2 separate regions of the Homo sapiens genome follow, and region 1 is linked to region 2. A link is a loop called in an ENCODE intact Hi-C map of the cell type or tissue named here. Cell type or tissue: Calu3. All regions are shown on one strand.

What was found. Hi-C counts contacts between places; a loop is a spot of excess contacts. Peaks named below come from ENCODE experiments on the same cell type or tissue, not always from the same donor. Only the 100,000 strongest peaks of a DNase experiment are listed, where the experiment ranks them.
Region 1: a loop joins it to region 2, with 4 times the contacts of the local background. A loop is called at or near these places in 3 of 110 quality-filtered maps.

Annotation. Positions count from the first base shown.
Region 1 is chr18:73,339,369-73,341,868 of GRCh38, reverse strand. The region is part of intron 2 of LINC02582 (long intergenic non-protein coding RNA 2582); the gene reads right to left. Among named protein-coding and RNA genes, the nearest start is that of LINC02582, 16 kb to the right of the region's middle. In Calu3, no CTCF peak of the experiment used is centred here; a DNase peak (open chromatin) is centred at 1,378.
Region 2 is chr18:73,841,521-73,844,020 of GRCh38, reverse strand. No RefSeq gene overlaps it. Among named protein-coding and RNA genes, the nearest start is that of FBXO15, 310 kb to the left of the region's middle. RefSeq lists a silencer at 897-1,070. In Calu3, CTCF peaks have their summits at 1,025 and 2,174; a DNase peak (open chromatin) is centred at 1,040.

The DNA of each region.
Region 1 (2,500 bases), 500 kb after region 2:
ACATTTGTAAATATGTAGAAAGATCTCCACTATTTTCATTTTTACTAATATTGCACAGTAAGTTTTATTCACTATTACTAGTAGAAATTATTTCCCAGTGCTAATGTCTTGTCCTAATCACATTTTAGATTTTACAAACTAATACTGAAAATGGTTTTGTCTGAATTCTAATTCTCTGTTCTGAGCATTGATTGGCTTTTGAAAAAAGGTTTCAAATAAACTTAAATAAATTTGAAGCTATTGCTTACTTTATTTTCCACTTCATTTTCTTTCCAGTGTAAATATATATATATAGTTCTGGAAATTAGTTTTTTTTCTTACAAATCTTCAATCAAAGGTTTAGTGTGTTCAGGGGATCCACTAGCATGCCACAGGATCATAAATTTACTTCTAGGGTAGTGTTCTAAGGTCTGCTCAGCTATCATCATCAGCGTGGTAGTTTACTTTTTCCACTGGAAGTAAATGCAGTTTATATAACCTATTCGTGTCACTGACAGTGGCCAAATACTTCAAATTGTGCCATACATTTTACAGTCTCAAAACTCTGTGAGCATAACATGAAATGAACATTTGCTTCTGAAGGTCCCTAGCATGCCCTTATCTGTGTGATAATCCGTGGGTGGCCAACAATACCATGCTAACATATTTCTGAGCAGTGTGCAGCATATACATTTCTTAATAACTCAAGATTGATACTACCTTATTAAAATGTAATGTGGGGTTTTATTCCTGTTAGAGTTAGTTTGAAATCATGCTTATAATCATAGGTAATTTCATTGGCATATGTAAATTTAAAATAAGAATTCAAATGCCTCATAATTAAAAAATCTATCAAATTTGGAAAATTCTGTGTGTGAATTTCTTATATCAAGATAGCAGGCTAAGATAAGGGTAACTTTTCTGTCCTCTGACGTTAATGAAGAAGTTCAGACTTGCTGTTTGAGGCACATGATTAAGGAACATTTGCATATCCTCCAGTGCAATACTCAAGCAGTGTCTCATGCAAGAAACAAACTCCCAATACTCTTGTTTTTGCCCTTAACTTTCCTTTTCTCTGTAAAGTTGAATGGTTTGACTTTCATCTTAACAAATGCAAATATTCTAAGCCAAGGTTCATGTCTCTATGATTCATTGCAATACCAAAAGGAAAACAACATATCTGAGTAATGACACATACAACCACTTAAAATTTGGTGTCTGACCCAAAAATCAATTCCGGATTAATGAGTGACAAGAGTCAGATAAAACTATGTTCCTTATTTGCTCAGGCTTAATTTGATTTTCCCAAGCTCAGTTCATGTAATGATAAATTATTGACTAACTCCGAGGGCCCTGCTAACAGAAGTTGTATTGCCGTGAAACCTACTTCACGTGGTTCTCACGGGGCACTTTTCTGGGTGTATACACACAAATGGAATTTATTCTTCTACCTGCCTCAAGGATGAATCGTTATTTGAGTGCTTGGTGCTCTTAAGAATTATGCAGCCCTTATTTCTGGCCAGGATCTTGATGAAACATTTTGCTTCTTGGTTTCAGTTTGTGCAGTTCACCACTTATTCTACCACAGAATCTACCTCAGTCCTTCCACGCTTCATGTTCATTCACTGTGGACCTGAAGGAAACACACTTGCTCTTTTATTAGTGCATGGAGACATAATGAGATAATTTTTTAAAAAACAATAAAATACCCTTGGACAGGTTTCCCAAGAAATTTTCAATCACCCCATAAACAAAGAGACTTTGACAATAATTCTACCTATTGGCTTTATATCTGATGTTATTTTCTAGATTGCTACATAGAGGTGGATTAAGGATTATGTGTCTAACAGTGATTTATAAGTTGAACCTAACACATCATTCTTAAAATTCAACTAATGTCATCCCTCAGAAGTTGCAATAAAATGTCCTTTGCATTTGATATTATTTTGATACTTGATTTTGGTACTCCAGAAGTACTAGTATGGCACAAATACTATTCCGGTGTAATATTATAGCATGAATTCTACTTTAAACTATTTTTTGATATTTGTTATTGTAAAATATTTAAATGTTAAGTAACAGTAAAAAATTATGATTACTTTTAATCTTATTCATAAATCACTATTATGAATGAGCAGGTGGATAGTGCCCTGGATTTTTATATCCATTTACAGACACATATTTGGTTATAAAATATAAGAACATGCTCTCTGAATTATCTCAAAGTTTTTTTTAAAAAGTACATTGCATATACATTTTCCCATCTGTATATGGAAATGTATTTCATTCTTTAAATAACTGCAGACTATGACCTATTACGTGCAGGTATTCATTTATACATGTATACAAATTACTTTATGTAACAAGACATTTTAGATTGTTTCCAATTTAAAAATATTATTGTAAATAATGCTGTAAAGAACATTCTCCTGCTTAATTTTTGTCTGTTTCTACATGATAATTTCCTAGAAGTAAAATTTCTAGGTCAGAGGATATAAAAAAAGTGTATATATTAATATTA
Region 2 (2,500 bases):
TGGGTTTATTTTGACTGTGTTATTTATGCCGTGATTCATCTGTGCAAAAACCTAAGCCATGGAAGATAATTTCCATTTACCTTTTACCTGGAATTTCTATTGGTTCACCCTTAGTGTGGGGATTTGGAGGCAGATTCCAGGCACCTGTTTACCATGGCTCAAGGGGCATTCCTGTGTTGACCAGGATGTTGCTTTCCCCCGGGCAGGAGAGTGAAGGTCTTGCTGCACCAGGTAGAAATACTTTTGGGTAAAGTTTGATTTGCAAATCATGGATGAGTTTATTCCAGGCAGAAATAAAGCATTTGATTGAACTGCCGTTTATGGGAGTCATTAGCGTCTGCTGTGCACGCTTGATTGCCTGTGTGCTTAGAGCTCCCATCTCATCTGGGATGCTCTGCGTTAGGACTTCTAAGCAGAACGCAGCCTGTTGCTTCTTCCATGTGGTTTGCATTGATCAAACTTCTATTTTGTGATGCTCTGAGAATGGGGAACACGATTGGCTGTGGAATAGCAGCAATAATATCATTAGAAACCAGAGCAATTATCCAGTCATCATCATTTGCAGGGCTAGCATGAACGATGGTGGTTAGAGAATGCATCGTGTTTGGACAGCATTTTATTAATTAGCATTTCCCCCTGCTTGCTGGGGACGATGATTCCTGAGTTCTAAATGAATATGAACACAGATAACGAAGAACTGCCTCAATATCCCAGTTACCATGCCGACTATCTTATAGTCATTTTCTGATGACATTCTTGATTGATTCTTTTGGGAACTTTGGTTACCACACAGGCTTAAGGCAGTTTTTTTCCTGCCATCTTGACAATAACATTTCTCTTCTCTCCAAGGGAAATACAAATGCATCTTCAGGGTGGTATTCCTTTAACTTGAGCTTAAAAATTTTATTATTAAATATTTATCAAAGTTAAATAAATGATGTGGTTAATTATAACACTGATAAAGTTTTCTTTTCCTGCTGTGGAGACTGGCTCCAGAGAACAACCCGGGCTGCAATTGCTTGCGTGACCCGCTAGGTGGTGCAGCTGAAGAAAGCATGCGCATGCAGCTTCGTAAATGGCCGAGGAAATAAATAATGGGGTCGCTTAATGGGTTTGGGGATAAATAATGACTGTTTGCTTTTTTTGGACAACTTTGATAGAGATCTTGGGAATGAAATATCAGCTTGACAACCTCCTATCTGTTCAGCACAAAATCAATTATGTTTCTAGTTAAACATTAGGGAGGGAGAGATTTGATTCAAATGTAGGCATGAGTTTCATTTTATTTTTTAGTTTAGAGCAGTTCCTGCTTTTCTAAGGGCAAATAAAAAAGTTACAAAAGAGAATGAAAGAATAAAAACCCCAAAGCACTCTGTATTGTCTTCATTCACCTGTAGGAAACAACCTTCCCCATGAGGTCTCTATCCTGTCTGGTTTTAAACTTAAGATTGTAAAAACTTTTTATGCTAGATATTATCTCCCTGGTAATGGAAGCAATGAAAGGCCTGAGAATATTTGTGATGCTCAGTACATATTGAGTGTATAGCATTGTTCTCCTGTTAAATAAGTATCTTTACTGGTGTAAAATGATTGAGCCACCTAGCCGGTGGCATACAACCACTGAAAGATAAAACATAAAATTTCACCAGGAGCCCAGTGGAACACACACTGTGAAATTTAACTACAGGAACCTTCTCCACAGGCTCCTTCTCCTTCCCCAGCTCTACTTGCAAACTGTCACATTTTTATTTGGATTACTTCTGTTAAGAGCTTGACTGATCTAAGCTTTAAATCAGGTACTTAGCCAAGCATTACTGGTTAGAATAGGTTTGTTTGTGAGCTTTCTCAATGCTTTTATTTTACATTTTATTGATATAGACCTTTTGCATTCACTGCGGAAGAGCCATCCCTTAAACAGGGAGCTCAATCAGCATCAGAAGTGTAGGCAAGAATAGGTGTGACCTCTGTGGACAGCAGTTTGTCCAATAGTACAACATTTAAAATACATATCTCCTTTAATCTAGTAATTCCAGGACTAGGAATTTAACCAGCACACATGCTTGCACAAATAGTTAGCAGTATATATGTGAAGATTTTTTTTTAATTACAGCATTGTTTGCAATAAAAAGGAAGCCTATAAACAACCTGATTGTTCACCACTAGGGGACTGGTTCTGTGAGTGTATCCATAATAATGCAAAATAGTGCAGTAATTCAAACAGATCAATTCTGTTTATTTATATTTACTGGTATATTGTCCATACAGTGATACATCTTGAACAACGTTCAAGAAATATTAACTGAAAAAATTGCAGAATAGTATTCATTTATTTTTACTTTTAATTTTTGTGAGTGTATAGTAGGTGTATATATTTATGATGTACATGAGACGTTTCAATACAGGAATGCAATGTGAACAGGCACATCGTGAAGAATGGGTCATCTACTCTTTCAAGCATTTATCCATTGAGTTGCAAACAATCAAATTACACCCTTTATTT